Regions from separate parts of the Homo sapiens genome. Here all the other regions are linked to region 1. The links are chromatin contacts, found by Hi-C or POLR2A ChIA-PET in ENCODE. All regions are on one chromosome and are shown on one strand. The core of a region is the stretch at or near the end of the contact, and the rest is flanking DNA. Distances in the headings are between cores, read along the strand shown. Region 1 holds the start of CBFA2T2 (CBFA2/RUNX1 partner transcriptional co-repressor 2). Region 2 holds the start of PIGU (phosphatidylinositol glycan anchor biosynthesis class U). Region 3 holds the start of GSS (glutathione synthetase). Region 4 holds the start of DYNLRB1 (dynein light chain roadblock-type 1).

Region 1 (5,230 bases), core at 559-3,058:
AGACTACAAGCGTGTGTGCAACACCATGTCTGGCTAATTTTTGTATTTTTTGTACAGGCGCGGTTTCCCCGTGTTACCCAGGCTAGTCTTGAACTCCTGGACTCAAGCGATCCACCTGCCTTGGCCTCCCAAAGTGCCGGGATTAGAGGCATAAACCACTGTACCCGGCCGGCCTACATTCTGTCTTTTAAAATTTGTTTTCAATACACAAGTAAAATACAAATGCATTCTATATTCTTGGTGTGAGATATCTGAAATAATACTGAGAAACAAGAGTCTTTATTCTTTTCTTTTCTTTTCAGACGGAGCTTCCCTCTGTTGCCCAGGCTAGAGTGTAGTGGCGCGATTTCGGTTCACTGCAACCTCTGCCTCCCAGGTTCAAGCGACTCTCCTGCCTCAGCCTCCCGAGTAGCTGGGATTATGGACACCCGCCACCGCGCCCAGCTAATTTTTTTGTTTTGTTTTGTTTTGTTTTTTGAGAGGGAGTCTCGCTCTGTCACCCAGGTGGGAGTGCAGTGTCGTGATCTTGGCTCGGTGCAACCTCCGCCTCCGGGGTTCAAGCAATTCTCCTGTCTCAGCCTCCTGATTAGCTGGGATTACAGGCTTGTGAAACCAAGTCCAGCTAATTTTTGTATTTTTAGTACAGACGGGGTTTCACCACGTTGGTCAGGCTGGTCTCCAAATCCTGAGCTGTGATCTGCCAGCTTCGGCGTCCCAAAGTGCTGGGATTACAGGGGTGAGCCACAGCTCCTGGCCTTGTTTTGTTTTTTTGATACGGAGTTTTGCTCTTTTTGCTCAGGCTGGAGTGCAATGGCTCCGATCTCGGCTCACTGCAACCTCCCCCTCCCGGATTCAAGTGATTCTCCTGCCCCAGCCTCCCGAGTAGCTGGGACTAAAGGCACGCGCCACCGCACCAGGCTAATTTTTGTATTTTTATTTATTTATTTTTTTAGTAGAGATAGGGTTTCACCTTATAGGCCAGACTGGTCTTCAAACTCCTGACCTCGTGATCCTCCCGCCTCGGCCTCCCAAAGTGCTAGGATTACAGGCTTGAGCCACTGCGCCCGGCTCTAAGTTTTGTATTTTTAGTAGAGACAGCGTTTCGCCACATTGGCCAGACTAGCCTCGAAGTTCTGACCTCAGGTAATCCACCCTCCTCGGCCTCCCAAAGTGTTAGGATTATAGGCCTGAGCCACCGTGCCTGGTCTATTTTTTATTTTTATTTATTTATTTTTTTAATAGAGACGCTAGTCTCAAACTCCTGAGCTCAAGTGACTCTCCTTTGGCCTCCCAAAGTACTAGGATTACAGGCGTGGGCCACCACGCCCGGCCAACAGTTATTAAAATTACGATGATGAAATTTTAGGCATTTAGAATACTTCAGGCCAAAAACACTTTGAGCCAGGGGGCTCGCTCAAAGGCATGCGCAAAAGCCATCAGGCCTGTACCTGGAGAACTCAGGTGAGACGTTGCCACTCGTTGTAATCCCTCCCCCTAGCACTCGGCCCCCGAGCCTGGGCCACTGCCCTGGCTACACCGGGAAGTCTGGAGCTAGAAAGTGGGCCGTGCGCGTGACGGGCGCGCGTGACGCCGAGGGGGCAGGTCTGAGAAGCAGGCTGCGCCGGGATTCGGCGGTCGGTTCCCGCGGAAGGGGCGGGTCAGGTTAGGGGGCGGTGCTTAATGGGAGCTGGTCTTGGGGCCGGGCTTCCGCGTGCGTTGGCCTGGCGGCGAGAGCGCGCGGCGGGGGCGTGCCCGGCGGGCGGGGCGGGGCCAGCCGGGGGCGGGGCGGGGCGCGGCCTAACGGCGGCGGCGGCGGCGGCGACGGCGACAGCAGCGGTGGTGGTGTCTGGTTAGCTCGGCGGCTGCAGATCTCGCGGCGACGCCTGCGAGGGACCCGGGCCGCGGGTCGAGGCGGGCGGCGCCTGCGAGGGACCCGTGTCGCGGGTAGAGGCGGGCGGCGCGCGGCGGCGGCGCTCGGCGATGGTAGGCGTCCCTGGAGCGGCCGCCTTCCAGCGTAAGTGGGGCGTGAATGCGGGCGGCCGAGGGGGGCGTGTGAGGGCCTGCGGCTCCGCAGGCGCGGTGATTCCGAGTGCCCCGGGCGCGAGGCCGGGAGTGGAAACTGAGGCCCGAAGCGGGGCGGCGGATCCAAGGTCACGCAGCGGGGCGGGCCTTCCCGGGCTCCTGAGGCCACCCCGTCGCTTCCTGCGCCGCCCGAAGAGCTCGGGGCTCACGGTGTGAGGGAAATTGTGGGGCCCGCGGCCTCGGAACTTAGGCCGGGCCGGCGTCCATGGGACTTGCCGGCGGGCAAGAATCATTTTGTTGTCCCAGCGCTGGGGCCACGAAGTCCGGCTCCTGGGGAAATACTACACCCGCCCGATGTTGAGGGTTGGAGGAGATGAGAATGGCCCCTCGGAGGGCCTGTTTGAGCGCAGGCTCAGTAGTTGGCTACCTGGGTTCACATCCAGGCTTCCCCATTTAGGTAGTGACCTTGGCTCTCCCGGTGCCTCAGTTCCCCCATCTGCAAAATGGGGATGTGGAGCGGGTTCCCTCCCTCCCCCAGGGTTCTTGGGTTTTGTGAGGCCAGTAAAACGCTTGACACCGACCGTGGCACACACACAATTGTGAAAACTGTCATTATTGTAATCGTCCTTTATTAATCTGATCCAGTGTGCACCGCACTCGGAAAAGTCCGAAATTAGGCTCTAGCCGTGTTAAGATTTTGTTTTGTTGTCTGTTAGTCCTGCTCCATGATCTAATTGTTATTCTTACTTCCATTTAGCCATTCCAGTATTTATCTAGTGTTCCTCCTTGATGTGTGAGATCCTTGGGGGAGGGGTGGCTTCTCTGAATAAGAACAATAAAATTTTAATTGTTTTTCATTATTGTAATTATAATAGCCAACATTTTTTTGAGCACCAGACATTTTGCATTCTATTCACTTAATATTTATTAAATCATATAGTAAGTTTAAAAATACCATTCCAGGCCCTGGGAATACAATAAACAAGATAGACCGAACTGGGGTTTTGAGTTTAGTTAGGAGAGGGAGAGACATAGTAAATGAGGAAACAGATAAACATGTTTTGCATGTTTTTTTAATTGTTTAATCTTGATGACATCCTAAGTAAGACATTATTTGAGGATGCCCATTTTGCAGAGGATGAAACTGAGTAACAGAAGGTACTCTGAGTACTAGTCTCAGAGCTGATGTCCTTAAACACGTGAAAGGGAGGCTTTACGCTTCTTTTTTTTTGCACCCATTAAATGTTGGATTGAAGATAGAAAAAGTAGATACACCCAGCTTGCAGTTACTGCTTTTGATGGTTTGATCCATTCCTCATGAAATTTCCAACTAAAGAGGCGGATAGTGATTACTCTTTTAGGCTTGCAAAGGTACAGCATCTCTGTAAAATGAAAGGCTTTTTTTTTTTTGAGACGGAATCTTGCTCTGTCGCCCAGACTGGAGTGCAGGGGTGTGATCTTGGCTCACTGCAACCTCCGTCTCCTGGGTTCAAGCTATTCTCCTGTCTCAGCCTCCGGAGTAGCTGGGACTACAGGCATATGCCACCACGCTCGGCCAATTATTTTATTTTATTTTATTATTTTTTTTGAGACGGAGTTTTGTTCTTGTTGCCCAGGCTGGAGTGCAGTAGTACAATATCGGCTCACTGCAACCTCCCCCCGCCCCAGGTTCAAGCGATTCTCCTGCATCAGCCTCCAGAGTAGCTGCGATTACAGGCGCCTGCCACCACACCTGACTAATTTTTTGCATTTTTAGTAGAGACGGTTTTACCATGTTGGCCAGGCTGGTCGTGAACTCCTGAACTCAGGGGATCCATCTGCCTCAGCCTCTCAAAGTGCTGGGATTAGAGGCATGAGCCACTGCGCCCGGCCTTAATTTTTATATTTTTAGTAGAGACAGGGTTTCACCATATTGGTCAGGCTGGTCTCGAACCCCTGACCTCAGGTAATTCACCCACCTCAGCCTCCCAAAGTGCTGGGATTACGAGCGTGAGTCACCAAGCCTGACCAGAAAGGACTTTTTATTTGAAAAAATTGGGGGGCTCTTCTGCCTATGAAGTAGTCTTCCTTTGTTTCTTTACTTCCATAATAAACTTGCTTTCACTTAAAAAAAAAAGATTGTGTCCAAATTTCTTTTGTGTAGTATTTAGTTTAAAATATGCCCAAAAGCACAACTTTTGCTTCTGTTACGTAACTACATTTTTGTTTTCTTTTTTCCTTTTTTTGAGACAGTCTCTCTCTGTCACCCAGACTGGAGTGCAGTGGCGTCATCATGGCCCACAGCAGCCTCAACCTCCTGGGTTCAAGTGATTCTCCTGCCTCAGCCACTTGAGTAGCTGGGACTCCAGGCGCCACCACACCCAGCTAATTTTTTTATTTTTTGTAGAGATGGGGTCTTGCTTTGTTGCCCATGCTAGTCCGGAAGTCCTGGGCTTGAGTAATCCTCCTTCCTCAGCCATCCAAATTGCTGGGATTAAAGTCATGAGCCACTTTGCCTGGCCTTTTTTAGTGTTTCTAAGAGAATTCTGTATTACATTCCTAGACAGTACACTTGGTGTAGTACTCAGCCTCCTGAGGAGCTGGGATTACAGGTGCTCACCACCATGCCTGGCTAATTTTTTTTTGTATTTTTTGTAGAGACGGGGTTTAACCATGTTTTGGCTGGGCTCCTGACCTCAAGTGATCTGCCCGCCTCAGCCTCCCAAAGTTCTGGGATTACAAGTGTGAGCCTCTGCACCCGCCCTTGATTGAAGTTTTGGTTTTTTTTTTTTTTTTTTTTTTTTGAGACGGAGTTTCACTCTTGTTGCTCAGGCTGGCGTGCAATGGCATGATCTCGGCTCACTGCAACCTCCGCCTCCTGGGTTCAAGCAGTTCTCCTGCCTCAGCTTCCCAAGTAGCTGGTATTACAGGTGCGTGCCAACACGTCCGGCTAATTTTTGTATTTATAGTAGAGATGGGGTTTCACTACATTGGCCAGGCTGGTCTCGAACGCCTGACCGCAGGTGATCTGCCCGCCTCGGCTTCCCAAAATGCTGGGATTACAGGCATGAGTAACTGCACCTGGCCTTGATTGAAGTTTTTAACTGGCATGCTGGGAAAGAGAATATAGGAGTTCAGTCTTAAAATCGGTGCTTCAACCCCTGAGCCAGAGTCCTTGGGGAAGTAGTCTAGAACTGTGGCCTCACATGTTTGTTTTTTCTTTTTTTAA
Region 2 (5,169 bases), core at 1,791-4,290, 1.2 Mb after region 1:
CAAAAACAACAACAACAAAAAAAGCTTGGCGCAGTGGCTCATGCCTGTAATCCCAGCACTTTCACAGGTCAAGGCGGGCGGCTCACCTGAGGTCAGGAGTTTAAGACCAGACTAGCCAACATGGTGAAACTTATCTCTACTAAAAATACAAAAATTAGCTGGGCATGGTGGCGGGCACCTGTAATCCCAGCTACCCAAGAGGCTGAGACGAGATAACAGCCTGAACCTGGGAGGCGGAGGTTGCAGTGAGCCGAGATCGCGCCATTGCACTCCAGCCTGGGCAACAAGAGCAAAATTCTGTCTCAAAAAAAAAAAGAATTCATACAGCTTATAAGTTGCAGAACTAGAGAAAGAGTCAAACCTTTTCTGAGATTCCAGACCCTGCACTCTTAATTACCAAACAACACTGTCTCATCTTTGGATCCTTCACCTGTCCATCCTGTAAGTAACCTCCTGTAAGTAACCAGATCCTATGCTTTCTTCTCTTCCACATTTATTCAACAGTAACTACACACCTACTGTATGCCAGACATAAAAGAATTCAGGAATGAATAAAACAGAATCCTTCAAGGAGCTCATAATATAGTGGAAAAGGCCAGGTGTGGTAGCTTATGCCTGTAATCCCAGCACTTTGAGAGACCCAGATGGGCGGATCACTTGAGCCCAGGAGTTTGAGACCAGCCTAAGCAACATGGTGAAACCCCATCTCTACAAAAAATACAAAAAAATAATAATAATAACAAGTAGGGTTGGTGGTACATGCCTGTAGTCCCAGCTACCAACTACTTGGGAGGCTGAGGAGGGAGGATGTCCTGAGCCCGAGAGGTCAAGGCTGCAGTGACCCATTATCACTGCACTCCAGCCTGAGTGTCAGAGTGAGACCCTGTCTCTTGAAGAAAAAAAAAAAAAAAAAGAGGCCAGGCATGGCGGCTCACACCTGTAATCCCAGCACTTTGGGAGGCCGAGGAAGGCAGATCACCTGAGGTCGGGAGTTCAAGACCAGCCTGACCAACATGGAGAACCCCTGTCTCTACTAAAAATACAAAATTAGCCAGGCATGGTGGTGCATGCCTGTAATCCCAGCTGCCCAGGAGGCTGAGGCAGAAGAATTGCTTGAACCCAGGGGGCGGAGGTTATGGTGAGCCGAGATCGCACCATTGCACTCCAGCTAGGGCAATGAGAGTGAAACTCCATCTCAAAAAAAAAAAAAAAAAAAAAGAGAGAGAGAGAAAATGTGGAAAAACCGGATATAAACAGGTAATTATGAGATAAGAAATGCTCTTAGTAGGGTGTAGAGGAAGAAGGGCCTAATACTGCCTCAGGTTTTCAGTTATCCAGAAGAAAACAGGAACCAAATGGCTTCGATTCATTTCAACAGAAAAATAATACGCAGAGGTAACAAATCCAAGCTCTTACAATCTCAGACATGAATTATTACTATCTTTATTACCATTCCCCAACTAGGAAACCTGGGCAAATTAACTTCTCTAAATTTCAGTTCCCTCATCTGTAAAAGGGGGAAAATAACACCATCTATCACATAGAAATAAATGTGAGGACTAAATGAGAAAAGGTATATGTTACCATTTTTAGAAACCTTAACTCTATTCATAAAACACCCATTCATTATGCCGTTCCCCATACCAACATTCTATGGGATAACATCAAAACGTTAGCCTTGGCCAGGTGCCATGGCTCACGCCTGAAATCCCAGCACTTTGGGAGGCCAAGTGAGACTGCTTGAGTCCAGGAGTTCCAGACCAGCCTGGGCAACATAGAAAGACCCTGTCTCTAAACAAAAAACAAAAACAAAAACAAAAAAACTTTAGCATTTAAAGGACACAAAGGGGACTTCTGGGGTGCTGATACTGTTTCTTGAACTAGGTGCTGGCTACATGAGTGAATACAGTTTTTAAAAATTCATTGAACTCTACACTTACTTAATATGCATTGTATGTATACTGTACTTCAGTAAAAAAAAAAAAAAAAAAGTTGTTTGTTTTTTTTTAATCATCAAACTCTGGCCTAAACCTAGCTTCCACCCCATTACTCCCCTGCTTTGGACATTTCACATCCTTGAACGTTTCTTCATCCTATTTACTTTCTGCTACCTGGAACTCTCCTTTTCTCTAATCTCCCTTTCAAAACCCTACATCCTTCAAGAGTCAGCTCAAATCCCACATTCTGGAAAACTGGAAAGGTAGGGGATAGTTTATTCAGGGTCAGAATACTAAGGAAGGAACTGGGTGGACACATAAAGTATACTTTTCATGAATTATTATAACGATTTGTCTCCCTCACTAGCCTGTGCAGCTACTTCAGGCCAACTTCGCTTTCTCGCTGTAGGCGTTAGTATAAAACAATGTTCGGTGAAGAACTTAGTAAGGAACAGTAACAAAAATTGCCCTGCAAGTCCCAGACTGAGAAGAGACGTCTAAAGCACACGCACACTCTCCTCGCTTAAGCAAAATTGGTCCCCTCATCCCGGACCCCCTCACACATAACCTTTTATCCCAGGGAGCACCCCTGGCGATCCCGCCCCAAATCCCAAACTCCTCTGCAAGCCGCGCTCCACAAGCACCTCCTCCTCTTATTCCAACCCTTCCCACAGACCACACTCCTCGGCTCAGGACACTGAATGGGACACGCCCCCTCAGATCCCCACCACTAGGTGGTCCGGCCCCCAGGGCCCAAACCTCACGACACTGTCCCCACGCCCCGGTCCCCACGCCCCCTCCCCTCACCAGCCCCGCCCTCAGGCCCCGCCCTCTCCAAGAACCCCACGAGACAGTCAGTTAGTTCTCTAGGAACCGCGCGCTGGCGGTCACTGCCCCCGCCTCCCATTCACAGAGGCCGCGGGAGGGCAGGTGGGGCCTGACAGTCTGCTCGAGCCAGTGGCCTCACCTCTCTTCCAAGAGCTCAGTGGGGACACCACCTCCACCCGCTCGGAAATGAACTCGGCCAGACTGGAGCGGAACAAGGCCGCCCGCACTGTCACAGCCACCACCAGCACCAGGACCAAGGGAGCCGCCATGATAACTGGGGCGGGCGCGCGGGCGGGGAGGGAAGGCGAGGCGGAGGAGCCTCGCGCGCTGTGCGCCACGCTCTGTAGTTCCGCGGGTGGGCGCGCGCTGCCGCTGGCGCCGGAGAGGCCAGACGTGGGGACTACGGCTCCCAGAAAGCCTTGCGGCGAGGCGGGCCGGAGCGACGGAAAGCGGGCGCCTCAAGCTGCGTATGCAGAAGGTGGGGCGAAACCTTCTACGATCGCAGGTGTTTTGTGAAGCCGCGCCGCTATAGCGGGGCTGAAACGCTGCTGAAAGTAGAAGCGGAAGTAGTCGCCTTCCTGGGATTGTGAGAGACTTTTAAACAGATGTTAAATTCACTCTTGCGTGTATGTTTTCAATGCCAAAATGTTTATTTTTATTTTTATTTTTATTTTTTTTGAGACGGAGTCTCGCTCTGTCGTCCGGCTGGAGTGCAGTGGCGCGATCTTGGCTCACTGCAACTTCCGCCTCCTGGGTAGCTGGGATGACAGGCGCCCACCACCACGCGCGGCTATTTTTTTTTTTTTTTTTTTTTTGTATTTTTAGTAGAGATGGGGTTTCACCATGTTGGCCAGGTTGGTCTCGAACTCCTGACCTCAGGTGATCCGCCCGCCTCGGCTTCCCAAAATGCTGGGATTACAGGCGTGAGCCACCGCACCCTGCCCAAAATGTTTATGTTTTTTGTTTTTGAGACAGGGTCTCAGTGCCGTCGCCCAGGCTGGAGTGCAGTGGCGCAATCTCAGCTCACTGCAGCCTGGACCTCCCGGGCTCCAGAGTAGCTGGGACCACAGGTGCGCGCCACCACACCCGGCTAAGTTTTTGTACTTTTAGTAGAGACGGGGTTTCGCCATGTTGCCCAGGCTGGTACCTTTTATGTTTTTAAAGAGTGTTAAATGTGTATTTTTTAAAAAATTTATTCTGGCAGTTGTTTGTTAAACGCCAACTATTTTCCAGGCACTATGTTAGGTTCTACAGATGCGTTTTGGAGTAGTAGACTGATTTATTAGCTAGTTCAACAAGTCGCTTAACCCTTGTGTGCTGAAAAATGTGCTGATTATAGGCTAACTAGGGACAGTTGAGGAAGGCTTAGAAATTTTTTTTTTGTTTTGGAAACGGAGTTTCGCTCTTATTGCCCGGGTTGGAGTGCAATGGCGCGATCTCAGCTCACTGCAACCTCCGACTCCCAGGTTCAAGCGATTCTCCTGCCTCAGCCTCCCGAGTAGCTGGGATTACATGCATGCGCCATCACGCCCGGCTAATTTTTTGTAATTTTAGTAGAGACAGGGTTTCTCTATGTTGGTCAGGCTGGTCTCGAACTCCAGACTTCAGGCGATCCACCTGCCTGCCTCGGCCTCCCAAAGTGCTGGGATTACAGGCTTGTGTCATCGTGCCTGGCCGGAAGGCTTAGAAATTTTGCCAGTCGCTTTTAAACACAGGCATTTTTGAAAATTAAGACATATAAACCTACAGTTAAATAACTTATATTGAAAACAACGGAATACATATTCAACACGTCACTTTCTAATTATTTTACTACACTTTTTTTTATATGTGCTTTTGAGATTATTTACCACCGCTGTATCAGTACAGCAAATACTATCTCTTTCTCTTCCCAAATGGTGGTGTTCAGTTTCCTCAGGTTGATAGATTGAAAATCCCTCCCAATGCGAGTGTTTACACCACAGGAATCAGCAAACACTACAAATCAGGGGTTTGGGGTTTGGAGAGCCCATTGATAAGCATTAAGCAGCACACTTCATTAATTAATGTATAGTAAGTGCTTAAATATTAGCAATAATAATATTAAATGTGCAAGGAAATTTCATATTTGTGAAGAAAAGGAAACAGGCTGGACGCAGTGGCTCACGCCTGTAATCCCAGCACTTTGGAAGGCCGAAGCAGCCGGATCACTTGAGGTCAGGAGTTTGAAACCAGCCTGCCCAACATGGTGAAACCTCGTCTCTATTAAAATTACAAAAATTAGCCAGGCATGGTGGCCTGTGCCTGCAGTCCCAGCTACTCAGGAGGCTGAGGCAAGAGAATCACTTGAACCTGGGAGGCGGAGGCTACAGCGAGCCAAGATAGCGCCATTGCACTCCAGCCTGGGCGACAGAGCCAGACTCTG
Region 3 (5,205 bases), core at 638-3,137, 1.5 Mb after region 1:
AAGTAAGATTGCTGTGTGGATTAAAAGAGAAAAATCAGTGTGAAATTTATCAGCAGTGTTTGAAGCTCTATACATGAGACCATTTTTTGGCTGTACTCTCTTTATAGGTAGGAGGAGACTTGTCAGAGGTCACACAGAAGCCTAGTGGCAGAGCCAGGACAAGAACCCATTACCTTGACATTAGAGTAATGAAACCCTCCATGAGCCCCCATCGTTCCACAACTCTGAAATTCCAACATCTGTTTGCTGTTGGGCTTTTATTTAGTTGGCAAACACTGATTTGCATTTAATGCCACTCCCTTGACTAGGTACTGGGGATATGGAGGAGGATAAGACATAAAGATAATCACCATGGGCCAGGTGTGGTGGCTCACTCGTGTAATCCCAGCACTTTGTGAGGCCGAGGCAGGCGGATCACCCGAGGTCGGGAGTTCGAGACCAGCCTCACCAACATGGAGAAACCCCATCTCTACTAAAAATACAAAATTAGCCGGGCCTGGTGGCGCATGCCTGTAATCCGAGCTACTTGGGAGGCTGAGGCAGGAGAATAGCTTGAACCCAGGAGGTGGAGGTTGTAGTGAGCCGAGATCGTGCCATTGCACTCCAGCCTGGGCAACAAGAGCAAAGCTCTGTCAAAAAAAAAAAAAAAGAAAAAAAGAAAGAAAGAAAAGAAATCAGATGAAGGTGCTAAGTGGGCCCTTTGTTTTTCTCATTCTACAGCCTCAACCCTCCCTTGGCTTTATTTATGTTTTGCTGATGACATTCAAATCTACATCTTCACAGCAATACTTTCCTACCTTCAAACTAGAATATCCAATTTTTTCCTGCGAGTCTCCATACAACCAGAATAGAATTTGTTGTTGTCTCCCACAAATCTGCTTCTTCTCTGATGAACCCCACCCAGGTACCCAAGCCTTGAGTACTTGTTTCCTACATCTCACTCTCCCCAAATCCTATGGATTTTGCTGCCTAAGTATATAGTACTTTGAATTCCTTTATTTATCTCCATTTCCAGAGTTTGTAGCCTAGCCCCGGCCACTGTCATCTCTTCCCTGGGCGTGAAACAGATTCAGAGTCAGGTGTCTTCAGTGACCAGGATATGTTGGCCTCTGTCCCCCTTCCAGGACTTGGCACGTGCTGTCTTCTCTTTGGAACTCTCGCCACCACTCCTGATCTGGGCTCGCGATTTCGTTCCGGAAGCTGTCCCTGTTCTCCGCCCCGGGCTTCTACATTCTACAGCCCATCACTTTTCCCTGTACCGTAGGAACAGTGTTTGTCTTGATCACTTCTCTACCTAGTAATTAGCCGCGCTTAGTACTGTATTCATTCATCACATGAATGAATGAAGAATGAATGACAGACGGGTCAGATCACCGAAAGCCTCAAAACGCCCACAAGGAAATCGGTCGCACTTTATCGCCAGGACTTAGGCCAGTGCCTGGAAAGGCCCCGAGGCAACGACACGGTCGGCTGCCCAGGCTGGCCCCACTTCACGGGCCCGCTCGCTTCCACCCTGGACAAAGTTTGGCCCTAATCGCTCCCCGTTGTAGCTCTAACTGGCTCCAGTCTCACTGGCCTACATGCCCCGACACCGGCCCGATCTAAAGGCAGAAGATCCGGAAAGTCTGGGATCAGTGCGCGCCAGCCCAACCCCCTCACTAGACACTAGTTGCCCCGCTCCTACGAAGGGTTTCAGCCACAAGGTCTCCCGGCCTCCGGAATTCCAATCTCTTGCCAGACCCCTCCCTCACATCGTTCCTCCCGAGGAAACGTGACCCATGCCGGCCGCCGTGGCCGCCCCAACCTACTAGTTCGCCTTTCCTCCGCGAACGGTTCTCCCGGCCCTCGCGCCGCTACCCAGGCTCAGGGGGCGGGGCCTCGATGCGACCCAGTGCGCTTGCGCTGACCGCCCCGGCTAGGCTTAAAGAGCAGGCGGGGCAGAGACCCATACCTTTGGCGCTGAGTCGAGGCCAGGAAGGGGCGGTCGATGAGAGGGCGGCCTTAGCATTAGGAGTGCGTCGGCTGCACCCTGGCGGATGGACCTTGGGAAGGAGGGGAGGGGACCATCGGGGTCGGCGGGGAGCTACGGGTATGCATAGCTCATAGAGCGTCAGAGCTGACGACGACTAGTGGAAGATGGGGAAACTAATGCTCAGAGCGGGACAGTCACTACCTCAGGGGCACACAATTGATAAGGGTGGGGGTGGCCGTGGTAATGGAGGCCCCAAGGAGGGGCAGGGGCCCATAGTACGTCAGGGGCTGAGCCTGTATTAGAACCCAGGCTTGTTTCCCAGCCCAGCCAAGTCCCAGAAAAATCCCCCTGATTTTATCTATTTTTTTTTAACCTGGGATACCAGCAGGGAAAGCATTAGAGGCAAAAGGAAAGGATTTTCATTTTTCCAGGAATGCTGAAGTCAGGACTGTTTGAGGGGAGCCCTGTGTTTCTCAGACTCTCTTGTACCGTTTACATCAGGATCTGGGGCAGTTTTTAAAAATATGCGGATTCATGATTCCTACCCCCCACCTCATTGCTTGGCAGCCCCCAGGTGCCTTCCCTGTTTCTTCCTTCTGGGTTGTGATAGGCTTGTCTGCAGTCCGAAGCACCTGATACGAATTTTAGTTAAATGGAATGTATCAGTCCAGCTTCTAGGGAATTAACCATAAATAAGACACAGCCACTGCTTTCAGTCTGATAAGATAGGCAATAAACTGCCTTTCTGAAGGAATCAGGGATGGTTTTTGGGGTCTTGAAGGATGGATAGGAAGGTATAGGTAGTGAAGGAGGTAGGGGTAGAGGTGAGAGGCTGGGATGGGGACAGTGTTCCAAATTGCAGGAACAAAAGCAGCAAAGGCTGGCTGGGTGCAGTGGCTCAGACCTGTAATCCCAGCACTTTGAGAGGCCGAGGCAGGTGGATTACTTGAGCTCAGGAGTTGGAGACCAGGCTGGGCAACATGGCGAAACCCCGTCTCTACTAGAAATACAAGAATTAGCCGGGTGTGTTGGCCCGTGCCTGTAATCCCAGCTACTCGGGAGGCTGCGGCGTGAGAATTCTTGAGCCCCGGAGACGGAGGCTGCTGTGAGCTGAGATCACGCTGCAGCACTCCTGCCTGGGTGACAGCGTGAGACCCTGTCCTAAAAACAAAACAAACGAGCAGCGAAGGCATATAATTCTGAGGGTTGCTCGGCTTGTTTTACAGACACTGAGGAGTTTGGTGTGGATAATGAGGAAGGGCCTGAGGGTTGCAACAGGACTTAGGCGCTTAGGCTTGGAGAGGTAGCCTCAGACGCCAGTTCCACTGAGCAACAGGAGCTAAGGGCTTTAAGCAGGGGAAGGACATGGTTAGTTTTGTGTGTTAGGCACTGGTTACAGCGTGACAAATGGTTTGGAAGTGGGGAGATGGGCCAGAGAAAGCAGAGAGAGTTAAGATGTGAGATCATGAGGCTGTAGCCAGTGCAGCAGCTGTGGAGATGGAGCGAAGCGAACAGATCAAAGAAATTTAGGAGTGAGAACTCCTAGTGATCGTAAATCAGTGGCCCAACCCAGGGACCAAGATCCTTTTGACTCTTTTTTTTTTTTTTTTTTTTTGAGACGGAGTTTTCGTTGTTGTTGCCCAGGCTGGAGTGCAGTGGCACGATCTCAGCTCACTGCAACCTCCACTTCCCAGGTTCAAGCAATTCTCCTGCCTCAGCCTCCCAAGTAGCTGGGATTACAGGCGTCCACCACCACACCCGGCTAATTTTTGTATTTTTGGTAGAGACAGGGTTTCACCATGTTGGCCAGATTGGTCTGAAACTCTTGAGCTCAGGTGATCCACCCGCCCCAGCCTCCCAGAGTGCTAGGATTACAGGCGTTAGCCACTGCGCCCGGCCCCTTTTGACTCTTTAAATAAACCATGTACATTATCTGACTACAGGACAGGCTGAGTCCTCCAGTCTCCCGTGTGTGGTCACGGGATGGGGGGAGATGGTGGCAGATAGGTGTCTGGTTATTCCCAGAACAATGTTTCCTGATGTCCTTTCCTCGTTGGCTTTTGTACCTGAGGGGATAAGCAGCTGTTAACTAGAATAGGCCCCAGGTGGCAGGAAGAGGCTCCTGGGTCAACCAGGAACAAAAGAAGCTATTTCTAGTGCAGCATGAAATTAAAAATCAAAAGCATGACCCAGGGTTCTCTGTGCAGGTTCCCCTCTTCCAAGACGGGTGCCAAGTGATGAGTATCAGGTGTCTATGGTGAGATTTGGGGAGGATCCCAGACCTTAACAGCCCTTTGGTTGAAACCTCTCACAATGTGGCAGGTAAGATGTCTTTATTCCCATTTTGTAGATGTGGCAGCTGAGCCTCAGAAGTTACGTGACTTGTTCAAGGTGACCCAGTTTGTGGTAGGACTGGGAGTGAAGGACTCTTGACTAAGAATCTTTCCAGGGAGCGTTTGCCCTTTCTGCACTCTCTGCCTGGGTGCTTTCCTCCAAAATCCTGGCATGACTGGCTCCTTTGGTCATTCAGATGTTTCATCCCTGGAGGCTGCCCCACCCTATAAGTCTATCACGTTATCCTTTTCTTTTTTTTGAGATGGAGTCTCACTCTGTTGCCCAGGCTGGAGTGCAGTGGTGCGATCTTGGCTCACTGCAACCTCTGTCTCCTGGGTTCAAACAATTCTCCTGCCTCAGTCTCCTGAGTAGCTGGGATTACAGGCACGTGCCACCATGCCCGGCTAATTTTTGTATTTTTAGGAGAGACAGGGTTTCACCATGTTGATCAGGCTGGTCTCAAACTCCTGACCTTGTGATCCGTCCGCCTCTGCCTCTCAAAGTGCTGGGATTACAGGCGTGAGCCACCGTGCCCGGCCTTGTATTTTCTTCATAGCAGTTATTCATATCTGAAATTGTTGCTTTTATTTGTTTGCTGTTTCCCTCTGCTAGAATGTGAGCCCCATGAAAATGGGCCATGTCTGTCTTGTTCACCACTTTACCCCCAGGACCTGACTGGTGCCTGCCACGTGGCAGATGCTCAATAATATTTGCTAACTGATGGAAATAGTTTGGGGAGAGAGAAAGAGAAGGAAACCAACATTTAATGAAAGCTGAGGATGTTTCAAGTACTTCTCACAAATTACCTCATTTAATCCCTTCACAGCCTTTCAAGGTAGAAATCGTATCTCCATTGGGTGAATAAGAAACCATGCTAAGTCAGGTCAAGTCTGTGGTTT
Region 4 (5,337 bases), core at 125-2,624, 1.0 Mb after region 1:
GTGCCCTTAACGCATTTTTATCGGGGCACACGGCATCAATATCTCCCCTTGCCAGTAATACTAACTTTGATCTGGTTACGGTGGTGTCTGCTAGGTTTCTTCGCAGTAAAGTCAATCCTCTTAACATGCAGACACTCCTGGAAGGAGAACCAAATCCTTCCTCACTGAAGAGCAGCTACTGTGGAATGAAACTTTGGAGTTAGATCATCGTTGAATCCAGCAAGCTACAGTGCCTGGGAGAAACAGCATTTATAAAGTATCGAGGTTACCGATACTTCCCTGAAGCTACCGGAGATAACGTTATGTGCGTGTTCAGCACAGTAATGTGGCACAGGGTTCACTAAACGGCAGCATGTTTTAACAGAAGTTATTTACTCCTAGAGGACCCAGAAACGTTTGCGGCCTGCCGGAACAGGACAACATAGGGCTCTGGGAAGAGTCCCCCTTTCAGAGGTGAGAACAAGACAGAACACACAGATGTGAAGTGCCTTCTGCTAGGTAACGCGAGGCGGGGCTGAGCTCGGATTCTAAAGACTCCCAGGCCAGCCCTAACCAATTCATCTCCGAGCTTGCACGGCATCTTACCCGGAGACTCGAGGTACCTGACTCCAGCCCCACCCCAGGCCTGCCCGATCCCGAAGCGCATTTTGGCCCTGGGCCTCTCTCTGGCTCAGTCTGGGCGCAAAGCGGGTCTCAGCAACCGTCCCACTTGCCTTCATACCCTCCCACCACGCTCCACTCAGGGACTCCAGAACCAGCTTAGACCTCCATTGAGAGCTGAAAGCCTCTTCCGATACCGAGAACCAGCACTGAAAGCCTCTTCCGATACCGAGAACCAGCATGGTTTTTGTTTTGTTTTGTTTTAGTCAGGGTCTCTTGCTCTGTCGCCCAGGCTGGGGTGCAGTGGCGCAATCTCGGCTCACTGCAGCCTCGAACTCCTGGTCAGGCGATCCTCCTACCTCAGCCTCTGGAGTAACTGGAACTACACGAGCGCGCCACCACGCCCGGCTAATTTTGTTTATTTTTTAGTAGAGAAGGGGTCTCTCCATGTTGCCCAGGCTGGTCTCGAACTCTTGGGCTCAAGCAATCCTTCCGACTCGGCCTCCCAAAGTGCTGGAATTACAGGCGTAAGCCACCGCGTCCAGCCAGAACCAGCATCTTTTCTGCACGGCTGGAGTTGGGAATTTTCCACAGCTTAGCGCACTGCTCCTTAGCTTTTCGCTTTGCCACAGTGGAAAGCAGATTTTCCAAGAATCCTGGCGGAGCCAAGATCGGCTCGCCCGCCCCCGCCTCACGCTGGCTCCTGATAGGCAGCTAGAGCTGTCCGTTTTGACAGAAACCTTTGCGCAGGCGCAGAAAGGCACAGGACTCGCTAAGTGTTCGCTACGCGGGGCTACCGGATCGGTCGGAAATGGTGAGCGTGCGCCGGGGTCTTGTGGCTGGCGGCCGCCCACCACCCCACGCCAGGCCTTCAGTCTTCCGAGGATGAGGGGATCTCAGAGCTCCGGACAGGGAATCGGTGGTGGCTGGGCGTGGCCGGGCCCGGGCCCCAGCCGACTTGAGGGTGGAACCCGGCGGCGGAGGCCTCTAAAGCCTGACCGAGGCGGGGCCGCCGGATCCCGCTGCCCCTTGACCGGAAGCGGGAGCCCAGCCTCGGCCAGGAAGAGATGATGGGCGAGGGGTGGGCGGCGGCCCTGCAGCCTAGAGTTTTGGGGCCTTGGTGCGCGATGGCAACCCTGGCAACGTTTCCCGGGAGCTCAGTTTGTGGCAGGCTCTGCCAAGCACTTTATGTATCTTGTATTTCCTCCGCCTCCTCCCAGCTCTGTGAGGTAGATACAATCTTTAGTCCCATTTTGTTATACATATCTGTTATTCAGCGCCCCGAGAAGCCAAGTGCTTTGCCCCAGGAAATAGTGGAGATGGATTTGAACCCTAGAAGCTTGACGGCCGCCACTCTGTCGGCGTGGTTCTTTCTAGCCGCTGGGACTGGGTGCCAGAGTCAGGAACGGGCGGGGTCTGCTCTTGGGGATCCCAAAGCTTGCTTTCTACCTTGCTTGCTGCAGCTGTGGGTTCTCAACGCCGTTACAGGTTTTGTGTTTGTAATCCTCACAGCTTGGGCAAAATTTGAAAAAGTTTCAAATTTTAAGCCATGTGAATATATTACTTTTTCAAAAATCTTATTTAGAAATCTAGAGCTTGTAATAAAAAAATTGAAAAAAGAAACCGTGTCATCACCTAGAGGCAACCACTTACAGTAGTCATATGACTTCTAGTCTTTTTTGCTTGTTTTTGGTTTATACAGTTTAGCCCCTATTGAATGTGCAATTGTGGGTTCTGTGTTTTTCATTATTACACCACAATATCTCCACATCATTACAAACATGTAATAATGCTTCAAATATGTATAACTTCATTTTTCACATCACTTCTTAAGCTGTAAAAAAAATTGATATATAATAGTTGTACACATTTATGTTGTAGATATACATGTAATATTTTGATACATGCATATGATGTGTAATGATCAAATCAGGCTATATTTATTATAGAATATCCATCACCTTAAACATTCATTATTTCTTTTTTTTTTTTTTTTTTTGAGATGGAGTGTGTCTCTGTCGCTCAGGCTGGAGTGCAGTGGCACCATCTTAGTTCACTGCCACCTCCGCCTCCCAGGTTCAAGTGATTCTCCCGCCTCAGCCTCCCGAGTAGCTGGGACTACAGGCGCCCACCACCACGCCCAGCTAATTTTTTGTATTTTTAGTAGAGACGGGGTTTCACCGTGTTAGTCCGCCTCAACACGGTGGTCTCGATCTCCTGACCTCGTGATCTGCTCGCCTCAGCCTCCCAAAGTGCTGGGATTACAGGCGTGAGCCACCACGCCTGGCCCACATTTTCTTTATCCATTTACCTATTGATGGACGCTAATTCCATAATTTAGCTATTATGAATAGTGCTGCAATATGAACATGAGGATGTAGGGATGCCTTTGATGTACTAATTTCCGTTCCTTTGAATAAATACCCAGTAGTGGTATTGCTGATTTATGGTAGGTTTTTTTTTTCGTTTTTGTTGTTGTTTTTGTTTTGTTTTGTTTTTTCGATGCCTTTGTCGAAAATCAGTTGGCCGTAAATAAGTGGATTTATTTCTGGGTCCTCTATTCTATTCCATTGGTCTGTGTTTTATACCAATACCATGCTCTTTTGGTTACTATACCTTTCTGGTATATTTTGAAATCAGGTAGTGTGATACCTCAAGCTTTGTTCTTTTCGTCCAGGCTTCTTTTGGCTTTTCTGAGTCTTTTGTGGTTCCATACGAATTTTAGGATTGTTTACAGGTAATACTTGCACACAGTAAAAAAATAAATGATGTAAAAGGATCTAAGTGAAAAATAAAATTCCCACTCTCCTAACCCCCAGTCTCAGTCTCTCCTCCTTTAGAAACAACCATTGTTAGTTTCTTTTTTTTTTTTTCTTGCAAACTTGACCCTCCTGGGCTCAAGTGATCCTCCTGCCTTAATTCCCCAAGTATCTGGGACTACTGGTGCACGCCACCACACCCTGCTAATTTTTTTGTATTTTTTTTTTGTAGAGTTGGGGTTTTGCCATGTTGCCCAGGCTGGTCTTGAACTCCTGGGCTCAAGTGATTCACCCACGTTGGCCTCCCAAAGTGTTAGGATTACAGGCGTGAGCCACCACACCCAGCTGTTAGTTTCTTATGCATCTATACAAGCACTTATATGGCCCCCCTTTTTCTTACTTAAACTGTAGCTTTCTAGAACCTGTATTATGCTACTCCGTGGTTATACTCATAAAAGCAATGCAAATTTAGATGCCTAGTTTAACTTTTTTTTTTTTTCTTTTGAAACAGAGTCTTGCCCTTTCGCCCAGGCTGGAGTGCAGTGGTGTGATCTGAGCTCACTGCAACCTCTGCCTCCCGGGTTCGAGTGATTCTCCTGCCTCAGCCTCCGGAGTAGCTGGGACTGCAGGAGCATGCCACCATGCCTGGCTAATTTTTCTATTTTTGGTAGAGACAGGGTTTTTTTTCTATTTTTAGTAGAGACAGGGTTTCACCATGTTGACCAGGCTGGTCTCAAACTCATGACCTCAGGTGATCCGCCCACCTCCGCCTCCAAAAATGCTGGGATTATGGGCGTAAACCACCATGTATGTTAACAATTTGAAGCAGTACCAGAGGATATAATATAGAAAGTTTATGTGGTCCCCATCTTACTACCCCGTGGCAACTTCTGTTGGCAGTTGGGTGTGTTTCCTTCCAGATGTGTTTGGTGCATAAGCACATTTATGTATAAGCTGTTTATTAGATGAAACTGGAATATATATATATTTGTATATGTTAACTTTACTTTAAGGCTGAAGTGGAGAGATCGCCTGAGCCCAGGAGGTCAAGGCTACAGTGAGCCGTGACTGCACCACTGCACTCCACCCTGGGTGAGAAAAAAATAAGAGAAAACAGAAGTTGACTTTAAGATATATATGTATATATCTTATTCTGCAACTTGTTCTGTTCACTTAAAAATATCACACATTTTTCTGTGTTATTATATGCAGGTCCACTTCATTCTTTTTAAGGTCTGTATCGTATCCTAGTCCCATATGTACATTTAGGTGGTGTATAGTTTTTTTATTCCAGACACTGCTGCAGTAACTGTTCTTGTCTTTTTTGCACTCATGCTAGTGGTTATGTAGGATAGATTTCTACAAGTGGCACTTTTGGCTTGCATATTTTACATTTTAGGTGGAAACTGACCTTTAGAATAATGATATAAAAATCATCTATAATTGGCCGGACACAATGGCTGACGCATATAATCCCAGCACTTTGGGAGGCCAAGGTGGGCAGATCACTTGAGGTCAGGAGTTGGAGACCAGCCTGGGCAACATGGTGAAACTCTGTCTCTACTAAAAATACGAAAAGTAGCCGGAAGCCGTGCATCTGTAATTCCAGCTGCTCAGGAGGCTGAGGCACTAGAATCGCTTGAACCCGGGAGGCGGGGGTTGCAGTGATCCGAGACCAGGCCAGTGCACTCCAGCCTGGGCAACAGAGCAAGACTCTGTCTCAAAATAAATAAATAAAATTAAAAAATAATCACATATAATTCTCCTCGTCCAGTTTCACTGTGCCACATAACTATTTTCATCTTTGTATGTTCTCCTTCCTCTTTTGTTCACATATGCATATTTTCCAAGATAATGCATGCTGAGTTTTGGGGGGATTTTTTTCTTTTTTTGTTGTTTTAATATCCAAAAACATTTAACCTTGTTGTCATATCATCTTTGTGATTAACTACTTAGTGACTACATAATACTCGGTGAA

Evidence for each region. Hi-C counts contacts between places; a loop is a spot of excess contacts on that map. ChIA-PET counts read pairs that join two places held with the same protein, here RNA polymerase II (POLR2A). Pooled maps may share reads with other maps.
Region 2: a loop to region 1 is called in a pooled map, with 8 times the contacts of the local background. The contact joins the promoter of PIGU here to the promoter of CBFA2T2 in region 1. A Hi-C loop is called at or near these places in 1 of 37 single-sample maps with no recorded cell type and 6 of 50 pooled maps. POLR2A ChIA-PET finds 5 or more read pairs at or near these places in 2 of 52 experiments (activated T-cell and naive thymus-derived CD4-positive, alpha-beta T cell).
Region 3: a pooled map shows a loop between it and region 1 (7-fold over the local background). The contact joins the promoter of GSS here to the promoter of CBFA2T2 in region 1. A Hi-C loop is called at or near these places in 1 of 37 single-sample maps with no recorded cell type and 1 of 50 pooled maps.
Region 4: a pooled map shows a loop between it and region 1 (8-fold over the local background). The contact joins the promoter of DYNLRB1 here to the promoter of CBFA2T2 in region 1. A Hi-C loop is called at or near these places in 1 of 50 pooled maps. POLR2A ChIA-PET finds 5 or more read pairs at or near these places in 2 of 52 experiments (activated CD4-positive, alpha-beta T cell and activated naive CD4-positive, alpha-beta T cell).

What each region holds. Positions count from the first base shown.
Region 1 is chr20:33,488,288-33,493,517 of GRCh38, forward strand. It overlaps CBFA2T2 (CBFA2/RUNX1 partner transcriptional co-repressor 2), which reads left to right and starts at 1,809. Exons shown (of 11, transcript NM_001032999.3): 1 at 1,809-2,014. The coding sequence starts at 1,981. RefSeq lists an enhancer at 976-1,524 and silencers at 1,619-1,838, 1,849-2,128.
Region 2 is chr20:34,674,052-34,679,220 of GRCh38, forward strand. PIGU (phosphatidylinositol glycan anchor biosynthesis class U) reads right to left here and starts at 3,041. Exons shown (of 12, transcript NM_080476.5): 1 at 2,905-3,041. The coding sequence starts at 3,034. RefSeq lists enhancers at 2,509-3,395, 3,396-4,281 and silencers at 2,661-2,760, 3,001-3,110.
Region 3 is chr20:34,953,919-34,959,123 of GRCh38, forward strand. GSS (glutathione synthetase) reads right to left here and starts at 1,888. Exons shown (of 13, transcript NM_000178.4): 1 at 1,809-1,888. It overlaps MYH7B (myosin heavy chain 7B), which reads left to right and starts at 1,950. Exons shown (of 45, transcript NM_020884.7): 1 at 1,950-2,089; 2 at 4,180-4,294. RefSeq lists enhancers at 1,696-1,795, 2,036-2,215.
Region 4 is chr20:34,515,048-34,520,384 of GRCh38, forward strand. It overlaps DYNLRB1 (dynein light chain roadblock-type 1), which reads left to right and starts at 1,375. Exons shown (of 4, transcript NM_014183.4): 1 at 1,375-1,414. The coding sequence starts at 1,412. RefSeq lists enhancers at 397-456, 567-806, 1,195-2,060, 1,727-1,906 and a silencer at 1,267-1,376.